Linked DNA regions of Homo sapiens: region 1 is linked to region 2. The links are chromatin contacts, found by Hi-C or POLR2A ChIA-PET in ENCODE. All regions are on one chromosome and are shown on one strand. Each heading gives the region's core, a stretch centred on a gene start or an enhancer-like site at or near the end of the contact. The rest is flanking DNA. Distances are from core to core; before and after follow the strand shown.

What was found. A loop is a pair of places that touch in the nucleus more often than their neighbours do. ChIA-PET counts read pairs that join two places held with the same protein, here RNA polymerase II (POLR2A). Pooled maps may share reads with other maps.
Region 1: a loop to region 2 is called in a map of A673, with 3 times the contacts of the local background. The contact joins two enhancer-like sites. A Hi-C loop is called at or near these places in 1 of 168 maps with a recorded cell type or tissue (A673) and 6 of 50 pooled maps. POLR2A ChIA-PET finds 5 or more read pairs at or near these places in 3 of 52 experiments (H1, HEK293 and activated CD8-positive, alpha-beta memory T cell).

The regions. Positions count from the first base shown.
Region 1 is chr1:8,845,667-8,852,904 of GRCh38, forward strand. No RefSeq gene overlaps it. Among named protein-coding and RNA genes, the nearest start is that of MIR6728, 17 kb to the right of the region's middle. Within about 2 kb of position 3,310, at least 16 of the 41 ENCODE cell types and tissues checked have a DNase peak (open chromatin) inside an H3K27ac peak, as active enhancers do.
Region 2 is chr1:8,344,914-8,351,583 of GRCh38, forward strand. No RefSeq gene overlaps it. Among named protein-coding and RNA genes, the nearest start is that of SLC45A1, 30 kb to the left of the region's middle. RefSeq lists an enhancer at 4,950-5,770. Within about 2 kb of position 5,227, at least 10 of the 41 ENCODE cell types and tissues checked have a DNase peak (open chromatin) inside an H3K27ac peak, as active enhancers do.

The DNA of each region.
Region 1 (7,238 bases), core at 2,060-4,559, 500 kb after region 2:
GCGGAGAGATGGATTGAGGCTGAGTCCTGATGTCATCGTCTCAGTCTCTGGACCCAGCCGTGCCTGAAGCCACGTCCTTTTTGGTTTAAACTTCCTTGAATTGGTCACTGCTGTAGGTTCAGCAGATGAAAGATGCTGAACCAACTGGACCCCAAACCCACGCCCTCTTCCGACACTGCGCCGCCATCAGCCCAGATCCACCAACCTGGCTCCCCCCGGGGAGCAGACGAGGTCCACCAACCCAGGTCCCCCCGGGGAGCAGACGAGCACGTGGGCACGGCTTTGCTGTTGTTTTCGCCTTTGGATCAAACTAGCCCCAGGGACTTGGGAAGCATAGCAGAGCCCAGGAAGCTCTCTGCACCTTTCCCTCTGCGTCCTTCCCAGTCACCTGCTGTATCTTCCCTCCTTTCCAGGAAGGAGGCAATTAGAGACAAGTGAAATGTAAGCTTCCATCCACCATCTCAAAGGAGGCAGAAACATGGCTTGGAACCCAAACGTAACACTTCACAGGCTTTGTATCTGGCACACTTTTGTTATTCTTGTCATCCTAGGGATGTTTTCTTATGGTGTCCAGGAAAAAAAAAGAAAGAAAGAAAGCCCTTATGAAGAAAAGAGAACCAAAGTGGGGAGCCTGCTTATGCCAGCATCTACATAGATTTCCAGCATCACTGCTGGTTTGATAAATGCAGCTCCTCTGCCCCTGGCTCGTGTGTGACCATGTTTTTGGCAAGAGCTACATCCCAAGGTCTCAAGTGCTGTCTGACGACACATCACTGTGTATAGTTCCTGAGGGACTTTGCTCTCCGAACCTCGTGTGACAATAACCCTGAGGAGCCCCAGTCCCCACCCTGCCATGTGAGTGGGACTTAGGTACAGGCAAGATTTAATAAGTAGGCTGTCACTGCTATTTTGCAGGGATCAGTTAGGACAAAGGACACCCAGGCAGGCCAGGGCATACTTTTTGGGGGACTCACACATTTGAGGTCAGCAGTGAATTTCTAAGTCTCTATACTTTTTTTTTTTTTTGAGATGGAGTCTTGCTTTGTCACCCAGGCTGGAGTGCAGTGGCACGATCTCAACTCACTGCAACCTCCACCTCCCGGGTTCAAGTGATTCTCCTGCCTCAGCTTCCCAAGCAGCTGGAACTACAAGCGCCCGCCACCACATCCGGGTAATTTTTTTTTTCTTTGCAGACAAAGTCTCACTCTTTTGCCCAGGCTGGAGTGCTGTGGTGTCATCTCGGTTCACTGCAACCTCCGCCTCCTGGGTTCAAGTGATTCTCATGTCTCAGCCTCCTGAATAGCTGAAATCATAGGTGCCTGCCACCACGCCCAGCTAATTTTTTTGTATTTTTAGTAGAGATGGGGTTTCACCATGTTGGCCAGGCTGGTCTCGAACTCCTGACCTCAAGTGATCCGCCCAACTCAGCCTCCCAAAGAGCTGGGATTATAGACGTGAGCCACTGTGTCTAGCCTTCATTTTGTTGTTGTTGTTGTTGTTTAGTTGAGACAGGGTTTCATCATGTTGGCCAGGCTGGTCTCAAACTCCTGACCTCAAATGAGCCTTGGCCTCCCAAAGTGCTAGGATTACAGATGTGAGCCACCGTGCCCGGCCCTAGGTCTCTATACTTCCAGGTCATTTGAATTGGGGTGACATTAGTGTGGAGACATCATCTCTGTTTATTGGTGAAGTAAGCTGAGAGTGGCCTTCTTTCAGGAGGAGGGGGCCACCGCCTACTGTGAGAGACCCCCAACACATAGCTTCCCCTTAGGGCAGAGTAGGATTGGTCAAGCCTTTGTTTTTTCAGCAATTGTCCCTGTTTCTACTCTGGAAGTCATATTTCTCTAGTATGAGGCATTATTTCTGCAGTGTCTAGGCCTTAGGAAGGTGTTGGCTAGAGACTTACAAGGGTCTTTTAACACTGCAGGCTCTTTATGCCAAATACTGCAGCCCATTTCCTATGGAGGTTGGCTGGCTGGCTGGCTGGCTTTGATGTTGGTGGATGAGATGAGGCCCAACATTCCATAAAAACAGGGAAAAAGTGTGACCAAGATGACCAAGAGGAGAGACCCAAGGATCTGATCACTCCCGACCCCGCCTCGGGCTGCCCTTCCCCAGACCAGGCACCCAGGGCCCCTGCCTTGTGTGGAGTCACTGATTCTCCCCGAATGGCCCTAGAGCACTCCCTCAAACAGGTGCTGTCACTTGGAATGACAGAAATCAGTGCAGGACACCTGTGGAAATTCTCCCCTGAAGTTGCAGCCTGACCACAGATGCCCTCCATATGAGCACTTGGCATAGAACCCACTGGTTCCCTTTAAAGCAGGTGCACGTGAACTTGGGTACTCACCCTGTGGCTGCCTCTGCCATGCTCATTTCCAAAGTGGTCCCCGGGGCTGGTCCCAGGAAGTATTGTTCCCGGCCCTGGTTTGCTGGTTTTTCTGGCTTGTGGCTGGCCATGCCACACACAGCTGCACCTGCTCTGCGGCTTTGCTTCCCAGTGAGGCGGAGGCAGGTACTAGGTCTCACTGCTGAAGATCAGAGTTCAGTGCTAGGGCAGCCAGAGAGGGAGGGGAGCTGTGGCCAAGCAGAGAGGCAGGGAGGCACAGCAGCTGCTCTTCCCACAGCTGTTTCCTCCTCTGTCCTTTCATCCACTGAAAGCCTGAACAAAAGACCTCAACACACAAGAAATGTGAGGGAAGGAGATGTTACCCAAAAGGTTCAGAAATCAAAGTGGGAGGCCGGGCGCAGTGGCTCATGCCTGTAATCCCAGCACTTTGGGAGGCCAAGGCGAGTGGATCACCTGAAGTCAGGAGTTCGAGACCAGCCTGGCCAACATGGTGAAACCCCGTCTCTACTAAAAATACAAAAATTAGCTGGGCATGATGGCAGGCACCTGTAATCCCAGCTACTCGGGAGGCTGAGGCAGGAGAATCACTTGAATCCAGGATGTAAAGGTTGCAGTGTGCTGAGATCACGCCACTGCACTCCAGCCTGGGCGACAAAGCTAGACTCTGTCTCAACGACGACAACAAAAAAGAAATCAAAATGGGCCAAGGAAGAAGTCTCGCTTTGACCAGGTCCCATGGCCTCTGCTGTGCCTCGTCCCAGCATCTGCGGTGACACAGGAGAGAGTGTTGACAAGGATGTGCTGTCCGGGAATCTCCCTTTATCCAGTGACAGCTCCATTCATCTCACCGAGCTTTGCCCAGAGCTCTGGGCTGGCTTCACTCTGGCTCTGAGTCCCTGTGAGCCACAGGGTACAGTCCACTTGCAACAGTAAACCTGCGCCAGCCAGCTGGGGCTGGAGAGAAGGAAGGGCTGGGATGGCAGCCAGCCCAGCCAGGCAGCGTGCAGAGCCAGCAGCTAGGGGAGGCCACGGAGGCCCAGGGTCTTGGGGCAGCCCCACTGCGCCCCCTGGCGGCTGAAGGAAGCTCCTGGGCGCGTCTGGACCTGGACCACCAGCTGACCTTCTGCACAGTTAAAGAGTAGCTGTGACCTGGCTTTCATATGCAGAAATAAATAAATAAATAAATAAATAAATAGAGTAGCCAGGAGGAGTAGCCAGGATGAGGGCCCTGACCAGGGCTCCTTACATATTGTGTCTCACCGCACCCCTAGCAGGCGGATGCAGGGGCGCCCTGCTCTCATGGCAGGGAAAGCTGAGCTGCACCTGCAGAAGGTTGGGGGAAGGATTAACCCCCTCCAACCCCCCCCGGTACAGAAGAGCTCCTCTCCAGCCCCGTGGCCCTCAGCCCTCAGGCATTGTATGTTCTGGCCAGGAGTCCTGGTTGTACACTGGCCGACCTAGAGCTTCAATTTTCCCAGTCCTAGCCTAGCCTGGTGTAAGCTCAGTGAAGGCAGCAGTTTTAACAGTGCTAACTGCACAGCGGCGCTCTTTCTTAATAATAACAAGAAGGACAGCTGGGGGTGGGTGTGTACTGGGAGTGGCCACGACCTCTGAGCACACTGTCTGAAAACACCACATTTTCAACAGTGTTTTTGGTTGTTTCGCTTTTTTTTGAGACAGAGTCTCACTCTGTCACCCAGGCTGGAGTGCAATGGAGTGCAATGGTGCGATCTCTGCTCGCTGCAACCGCTGCTTCCCGGGTTCAGGTGATTCTCGTGCCTCAGACTCCTAAGTAGCTGGGGATTACAGGTGTGCGCCACCACACCCAGCTAATTTTTGTATTTTTAGTAGAGACGGGGTTTCACCATGTTGGCCAGGCTGGTTTCAAACTTCTGACCTCAGGTGACCCGCCCACCTCAGCCTCCCAAAGTGCTGGGATTACAGGCGTGAGCCACTGTGCCCGTCCTTCAGCAGTTTTTAAGGTGATCTGTTGGCAGTTAAGACTTAGACTTTTTTTTTTAAAGACGCTTTAAAAAAAAAAAAGACACCTTTTCAACAAACGGTACTGGGACAACTGGATATCCACATGCAACCTTATATAAAAATGAACTCAAATGGCTCATAGACCTAAATGAAAGACCTAAAACTATTAGACTCTTAGAAGGAATTAACAGGTGCAAATCTTTTGGAGCTTGGATTAGGCAATGGTTTCTTAAATACAATACCAAAAGCACAGCAGCAACAACAAAATAGACAAAGTGGACCTCATCAGAAGTAAACACTCTTGTGCATCAAAGGACACTATTGGCTGGGCATGGTGGCTCACGCCTGTAATCCTAGCACCTTGGGAGGCCAAGGCAGGAGGATGGCTTGCGCTCAAGCTGGGCTCAAGACCAGCCTGGGCAACATAGTGAGACCTCATCTCTACAAAAAAATTTTGAAAAATTAGCTGGATGTGGTGGCGTGCATCTCTAGTCCCAGCTACTTGGGGGGCTGAGTGAGGGGATCACTTGAGCCCAGGAGTTTGAGGTTGCAGTGAGCTATGACTGTTCCACTGTACTCCAGCCTGGGTGACAAAGCAAGAACCTGGCTCAAAAAAATAAATAAATAAAAGTAAATAAAAAGTTATATAAGGCACTATCAAGAAAGTGAAAAGACAACCTACAGAATGGGAGAAAATGTTTGTAAATCATGTAACTATCAGTTCTATCAGAATTCTACAACTCAACAAAAAAACACAAGCAACTCAATTCAAAAATGGGCAAAGGGCTGGGTGCGGTGGCTCATGCCTATAACCCCAGTAGTTTGGGAGGCCAAGGTGGGCAGATCACCTGAGGTCAGGAGTTCTTGACCAGCCTAGACAACATAGTGAAAGCCCATCTCTACTAAAAATACAAAAAATTAGCTGGGCGTGGTGGTGGGTGCCTGTAATCCCAGCTACTCGGGAGGCTGAGGCAGGAGAATTGCTTGAGCCCAGGAGGTGGAGGTTGCAGTGAGCCGAGATCGTGCCACTGCGCTCCAGCCTGGGTGACAGAGTAAGAATCTGTCTCAAAAAAAAAAAAAAAAAAAAAGCGAAGGAGGATTGCTTGAACCTAGGAATTTGAGACCAGCCTGGGCAACATTGTGAGACCCTCGACTCCACAAAAAAAAAAAAAAAAAAAAAAAAAATTAGCTGAGTGTAGTGGTACATGCCTGTAGTCCCAGCTACTTGGGAGGCTGAGGTGGGAGATCAAGGCTGCAGTGAGCTACAAGTGCGCCACCGCACTCCAGCCTGGGCAACAGAGTGAGACCCTGTCTCAAAAAAAAAAAAAAAGTACTTGAATAGTCATATCTCCAAGATTACAAGTTGATGGCCAGACACAGTGGCTCGCACTTTGGGAGACTGAGATTGGAGGATTGCTTGAGCTCAGGAGTTTGAGACCAGCCTGGGCAACATGGCAAAACCCCGTCTCTACCAAAAAATACAAAAAAATTAGTTGGGCATGGTGGCGCTCACCTGGAGTCTCAGTTACTTGAGGGGCTGAGGCGGGAGGATTGCTTGAGCCCAGGAAGTCAAGGCTTTGGTGAGCCCTGATCAAGCCACTGCACTCCAGCCTGGGTGACAGAGAGAAACTCTGTCTCAGAAACAAGAGCAACAAAAACAAATTGACAGTAAGCACATGAAAAGATGTTCAACATCATTAGCCATTCGAGAAATGTAAATCAAACCCACAATGAGATACCCCTTCACAACCATTAGGATGGAATTTAAAAACACAAAAAACGGCTGGGCGCAGTGGCTCATGCCTGTAATCCCAGCACTTTGGGAGGCCAAGGCAGGCGGATCACCTGAGGTCAGGAGTTCAAGAACAGCCTGGCCAACATGGTGAAACCCAGTCTTTACTAAAAATACAAAAATTAGCTGGGCATGGTGGCACACGCCTGTACTCCCAGCTACTCGGGAGGCTGAGGCAGGAGAATTGATTGATCCCAGGAGGCGGAGATTGCAGTGAGCCGAGATCGCGTCACTGCACTCCAGCCTGGGTGACAGCGCAAGACTCTGTCTAAAAAAAACAAAAAACAAAAAACCCAGAAAATAACCATTGTTGGTGAGGATGTGGAAACTCGGACTCCTTGAACCCTGCTGGTGGAAAAGTAACATGGTACAGCCATTGTGGAAAACAGTTCAGCAGCTTCTCAAAAACTGAAACATAGAGTTGCCATATACCCAGCAATTCCACACCCAGGTGTAGACCCGTAAGAACTGAAACCATAAGTTCACACAGAAATTTATACACAAATGTTCAGAGGAGCCTTATTCATAACAGCCCTCAAATGAAAACAACACAGATGTCCATAAAACTGAATGGGGGCAATGCACCCGTAATCCCACCTACTCTGGAGGCTGAGGCCTGAGGATGCCTTTAGCCCAGGAATTCGAGGCTGCAGTGAGCTATGATTATCACTGCACTCCAGCCTGGGTGACAGAGTGAAACTCCATCTCAAAAAAAAAGACAGATCATGCCATCTCAAAAAGAAAGAAAGAAAGAAAGAAAGAAAGAAAGAAAGAAAGAAAACCACAAAACTTCTCTCATTTCTTTCTTTTTTTTAATTTTCTTTTTTATTTTTGAGGCAGAGTCTCTGTCACCCAGGCTGGATTTCAGTGGTAAGCATAGCTCTCTGCAGCCTCGAACTCCTGGGCTCAAGGCATCCTCCAGCCTCAGCCTCCTAAAGTGTTGGGATTACAGGCGTGAGCCATCATGCCTGGCCTCCTCTTCATCCTGAGCACCAAAACGTCAGAACTCAGAGGTCTTGCCGGTAGGTTGCTGTGTGCCTTATGTGAGGGACATTAAAACCACATGGTGTGGACCATGGGGCTTATTCATGCCTGGGGCACCTGCTGTGTACC
Region 2 (6,670 bases), core at 3,977-6,476:
ATATATCCATCCATCCACATATCCACCCATCCGTCCATCCACATAACCATCCATCCACTCATCCAAATATTTACCCATCTGAATATCCACTCATCCACAAAACCATCCATCCACACATCCACCCATCTACCCATCCACATAACCATCCATCTACTCATCCAAATATCCACCTATCCGAATATCCACTCATCCATATATCCATCCATCCACATGTCCACCCATCTACCCATCCAAATATCCATTTCTCCATCCATCCATCCTTCCACCCATCCTCTTATCCACTCATCCACCCTCCAGATATCCAGCGAGTGCCTGGGTGTGGCAGACAGTGGTTGGCCTGGGAATCCAGCTGTAAGTGTCCACTCTGCCCTGCTGGAACTGATGTGAGAGGAAGGGAGACACATGGCTCACTGAGGTTCCGTGCAGCGCAAGCGCAGGGAAGGAGGACAGGGCGACAGCAGCGTGTCTGGGTGGCCTCAGTAGTGAGGTGCCGTTTGAGCAGTGTCCTGATGAAGCCAGGGAGTGATCTCTGAAGTGAGCACTTGCTTGACAGGCTCGAGGGAGCATAGGCACCAAGATGCTCAGATTGTAAAATGCCCCAAAAGTTGAAATCTCAAAGAGTTTGGAGCTGATGTGGCTGGCCAGCGCCCATCCTGCCTTTTGACTCCACAGGCAGGGACTAGGGGCTGGAGGGCGAGGTTCGGGTCATTCTTCCCCCTCCATCCGCCAAGGGTTCATTCCACAGATGGACACCATGTGCCTGCTGCGTGCAGGCGTCGCTGGGCCTGGGTCTGCCCGGGCTGTGCCCACTGCCTCCCAGTGCCCCTTTGTGGATCTGGCAAAGCTCTCGTGAGTGTGGCAGTCCCTCGCCATCTGGCCTCTGACCATCTTCGTCACCTGACGCTGGAAGCTCACCAAGGCCCCTTCTCAGAGGCCTGGGAGGGCTCCTCCACGCATGGTGATTAATGGCCATGAGGGGTCACGGCCGGGTCCCTGTTGTCGCCAAGCTGGGCCTGGTCTGGGATTGTGCAGCCCCCAGTTCCCTCACTGCATGGGCCCTGTGTTCTGGGGACATATAAGACATCCCTGACCACAAATCCACAACAAACAACAGGGGTTCTGGGGCCTGTTGCCAGCCTTGGGGAGTCTGGCGTTCATGACAGTGTCTTATCATCTTGCTGTGACCACTTAGGGCCAGTCAGAAAGGCTACCTCCCCACCTGGGCCACAGCCTCCCTCCCAACCACGGCCTCCCCACCTTGGTTATGATTTTCCCACCTGAGCCCCGGCCTCCCCCATGGGCCATAGCCTTCCTCAGTGTCACTGCCTGCTGCCTCCTGGAGCCCCACCACTCCTCTCTGCGCCCCTGCTGGACTCCTGGCCTCCTGTCTACCCTCACATCCATCTTCCACCCTGAAGCTGGGGGGCTGTAAACACGGGCCTGAGCCCATCCCCTCTTCTAGTCTTCCATGACACCTACCCTGGCTCCCCAGACCCTAAGGAATCAGGTAGAAATTCCTTCCACCAAACAGAGCCCAGCCCATCTTCCCGAGCCAGCCACCCGCCACGTTGCCAGCCCCCTGTACTACAGCCACAGAACCTTTGTGGGCCACAATCGGTTCCTGTGTTTAGGATCTTCCTGCAGGCCAAGTCCACCTCTTCTCTGCCCATCAATATCTGATTCATCCATGTAGACCTGTCTGAAATGCCACTTCCTCCGTGCAGTCCACCCTGCTTGGAGCCAGTGATTCTTTCCCTGTGCTTTCATGTGATGCTGCTTTACCCTTCATGGTCATGAGCTCAGTGAAGCGGGTCTCACGGTCCCTGATACACATGTAGCTGAAGCACAGAGAGGTTTAGTGGCTTTTCAAAGTCACACCGCTCCTTTGAGCCTCTGTAGACTCAGGCCCTGTTAGTCCCATGCTTTTCCTGGAACTGCAGACTTACCCTCCCCACATTTATGTTGTTTGGAAGAGCTTCAGACTTCCTAGAAAATGTGGTGTTGGGTGGCTGTCCTCTGGTCTGGGCTGTCTTTGCCCAGAACTGGTCAAAATGAAGAATAAGGGGCTTCCCGCTTACTCTTGGCTTGTCAAATCTTAGGCCCTCTTCCTAGAACTTTCTAACAAAACACAGATTGCTTCTACACGTGGGAATCGTCCCTGTCAGCCTCTCTTTTCTGAGAACCTGCCCTGCCTCCCGAACTGTGGGAGTACTGCCCTCTGGCCGGGTCCGAAAAGCTGCCCTTGACTTCCAGGTCTATTCCTAGCAGATGGCAGTGGGAGCAGCCACCAGCTCCAAACCACGAGGCCTAGGACTCACTGAGAGCCACATTCGTTTGACTTTCACATCTCAGAGAGGATTTCTCTCTACTTAAAAATCAAGCTGTGGGCCGGGCGCAGTGGCTCACGCCTGTAATCCCAGCACTTTGGGAGGCCGAGGCGGGTGGATCACGAGGCCAGGAGATTGAGACCATCCTGGCTAACACGGTGAAACCCTGTCTCTACTAAAAATACAAAAAATTAGCTGGGCATGGTGGTGGGCGCCTGTAGTCCCAGCTACTTGGGAGGCTGAGGCAGGAGAATCGCTTGAACCTGGGCGGCAGAGGTTGCAGTGGGCTGAGATTGCACCACTGCACTCCAGCCTGGGTGACAGAGCGAGACTCTGTCTCAAAAAAAAAAAAAAAAAAAGAATCAAGCTGTGATGATGAGGGTAGTCACCGCTGCTTGCTGTTTGTGAAGTCCTCACTACACACGAGGCCACGTGTGAATGAATCTTAATCCATTCTCCGACCTTGCTGGGAAAGAGGTATCATTCCCCCATTTGACAGATCTGGATCCTGAGGCAAGCACACCCAGTACCTGGCCCACGTCACAACAGGGTGGAGTTTGAGCCCGGGGAGTCTGAGTCCAGCCTCATGCCGCTGAGTGCCTTAGGAGCGCTGTGAGCCGGCCAAGCCCCTGAGGGCGGGCAGCTTCCTGCCCGTCTGTCTCCTGAACACTGTGCTGCTGCAGGGAGGCCTTCTCGCTCCCCAGGGCTCGCTCCCCAGGGAGCTCAGCTTGGAGGGAGCTTCTCATCCTATTCAGAGGCGAGGGGACAGCGGGAGAAGGCCTCTTGCTTTATCGATCAGCGCTCTGTGAGACTCATGCTTCTCAGGCCACTCAAAACAAAAACCACATCACCAAGATCTGAAGCCACTCCTGACTTTCCTGTCAGCAAACTTGGAAAGTGGCTCCCATTCCTTGATGCCACTCAGAAACGAAACACACCTAACAGCCATCGAGCACTGCCCACAGCACTTAGCATGGAAACTGAACGTCATCAAAGGAATTGCCCTAGAGGTCATCGCCTCCCTGGGTTTTGTGTTTCTTCCTCCCTAGGCTGTTGGGCTAACCCTGGACCATTCCCTGGGGAACCGGGACAGGGTAAGGTGGCATTCCCTGGAGAACCGGGAACCGGGACCCGGTAAGGTGGCATTCCTACACTCACCAGGCTGGGCTACAGGTTTCTGGGGGAACAGGGATGATTTCCCTGGAATATGCAAGAACTGACAATTGCCTGGCCCCCCCGCAGTCGGGAGGTCCTGGCCCTCCCTGCACCTGCTCAGAGTGTGTCTGCAGAATCCACTCGGGTGCGTGGGGCGTGACGTATCATCCTCAGCGGGGAGCGGGTGGAGGGCATCCGTAGAGGGAAGGAGCAGGTGTCTGGAACTGGGGGTGGGTACTTTTGTGGCACACAAGGACCCCCAGCAGCTGCTCAGGGGGCTTGTCGGGGAGTGGGGGCGCGGTTAGTTATGGGAGTCATGATTCTTGGAAGTCATCCGCTGCTGATGCCATCCTGGGATTCTCTTCCACACAAGGAACATTGAGTTCCTACCGGGTACCTCCCAAGCCTTGGGGGATGCAGCGGAGAACAGAAGAAACCTCCTGTTCTCTAGACAAGGCCTTTGCCCTCATTCTCACAGCCGTGCCCGCCCTGCCTGCCCACAGCCATCAGCCTCACCTGCCCACACTCAGCCCCCTCTTCCCAGCCATCTCCACAACCCGCTCTGCTGAGGCCTGTCCAGTTGCCTGATCTCTGACCCGCCTGTCCGGCCGCCTGCCTCGAGGAAACGTCGGATCTCTTACACAATGCTCGCTGTCAAACCCTCCAGCCTTCCCCACCATCGCCGGGGGCCTTGACTTGCCCCTACACCAGAGCTGCAGGTCTTGTGGCAGCCGCGGGCCCAGGGCAAGCACCTGGGCCTTGTAACGACTGCCACCTGGTGGCCAGGATGGGGATGGACTCTGTTCGACGGCTGCCCAGCAGCAGGGTCCAAGGGGATTGGGGGGTGGGGGGGACTGGGTGGTCACATGCCCAGAAAACAGTGGGATAGGCAAGAAATGGCCTCAGGAATCCTCTCTGGGACAACTAAAAGGTGCTCTAAAAGCCTGTTTTTAATTTGCTCCAATGGATACTCAAACCCTAGGGGTTCATCAGAAGCTGATCCCCCAAGCCCCATTCCCCACTTCTACGATGGTGTCAACCAGGGTTGGAGTCAGAGGGACTGCAGGGCCCACACGGCAGGCACAGTCAAGAGAATGTGAAGGGAGGGTCTCCAGGTGCCCAGCAGAGGCGTCCCTGGGAAGCCTTCCGAAGTCAACCCAAAAGGTCCTTCTATCTGGTCCTTCACACCCACTTTCCAATAGCACATCTGGACTGGCAGCAAGGAACCTTGCCCTGCAGGGCCCGTCCGTCCGTCCATCCGTCCGTCCGTCCATCCATCCATCCATCCATCCATCCATCCAGCAGGGTCCATCCACCCATCCATCCATCCCTCCAATATCTGCAGAGCAAGTGCCTTCCACAAACTTGGTTCATTAAGAAGGGGCCCGGGTGCCTGTGCATACACAGAACTGGGCTGTGGGAGATACAGGGGGACTTCTGCAGCCTGGGTCCCTGAGGTGTCAAAAGGGAACAATGACCACTCTTGACAAAGACAGCCACTAGAGAAGCCACCTTGAGTTGGAGAAGCAGAGAACCAGGTCCCAGAACTTGAGTTGCCAAGGATTCCAGGGCAGCTAGGAACCCAGTGGGGATTCAGGTAAAGGACCTCAGATACCGAGACTGTCAAAGGCCGACAATGCCGCCTCCGAGAGGACCGGGTGAGGCATCTGCAGCTGGAGCTCATCAGGGGCTGAGCAGGAGGCTGTTCCTGGCCCCCTGGGGATCCACGATGGATGCCAGCTCCAGCCAGGCCCCGCCTTCTAACGGGAGGTCCGGGAACCTTATGAACCAGAAAGGGCTTGCTTTATCCTGCAGCCCGTATCAGTCCAACCGGATGGCCAAATGTGCGGCTGCATCCCTTGGCTGGCTCATCTGGCAGATCCTCCTTAGGAGGAGGTAGGGAGGCCAAGGACCCCGCTGTTCCTCGGTCTCCATTGGGCAGCAGGAAGGGCCCCAGGGGTCCAGTGCAGGACAGACTTTTCCACTGGTTTTGGGGCCTGGCAGCTTCATCCCCAGTATCTGGGTAGCTGGTTCTGATTTCAAAGCTCTGAGTTCAGATATGTACCCAAGCCTTCTGGGCTGGTCAGGTGAGGCTGATGGTGGTCACTGAAGTCTGTGCTGGTGCCCAGTCACACTGCCCTGGGTCTCACCATGTGGTCAGGCTGGGGCTAGTGAGGGCTCTTAGCTCAGATGACGGCTCCCCACATCTCAGCTTCCACACAGAAGGGCTCTGGCCCTGACCCCCCCCCCCCCCGCCCCCCGCCACCACTCATCAGCTGATCACATCCACAATTGTATAGCTCACCAGTGCTGATTTTTGAGGGCCTGGAAGCTTGCAATCTCGTGTGTGTGTGGGAGGCCACCGCTGATCTCTCCACGGTGCATCCTTGCCCTTCAGATGCGTGATCTTGACTTACCCAGGTGAGGCTTAAGTGAGGTCTCTCCCTCCCTAGACTTACCATGGACAATTATCAACAATGCAGCCACACACCCAGCTGCACACCTACACTGTGCTGAGGCCCTGGGACTTACACCATGCCCTGCAAAGTGCCATCTTCCTAGCCCACCTGCAGTGGAACCAGCGGGGCTGCTGAGCCACCATGCTCAAGCTGAGGATGCGTTTCCAGGAACAAAGGGGCAGAGGGCACGTGGGACGTCGTTGGGGCAGCAAGAGGCGAGGGCCTGGCTTTGGGGTGCTGCTGGAGGACAGCACCATTTCCCTCCGCCCCGTCCACCCAGCAGATGTCTGGTTAGCATTCCCGGCCCTCTTCCTCACATGGGTGCGTGGCAGAGTGGTGACAATGGCCACAGCTGTTCATGCCTGAGAAGCTGCCCAGCTCTGATGAGGCCTTGTTGTAGCATGAACCTACTATCTCCTCAAGACGCTTGGATCCAACCATTTAACCACACTGAAATCTACACTTCACAGACCTGTACCTGTTAAACCCTGCAGCTTCCTAAGGGGCACAGTCCCGGAGACCCACCAAGACAGCGCCTGGATTCCAGCCTCTCCCAGCCACCCCAGTGCCATCCTCTCACCCAAGACCTGGACTGAGAGCCACCTGGGGCTCCTGTGGCCAGCCTGCGGGCCCATCCCTGTGCCCTGGTCAGCCACGCTGCTGAGCAGGACCCCTGCTGTTCGCCTCAAGGGCCGTCATCGTGTGCGCCACTCGGGTCTTTGCATGGCG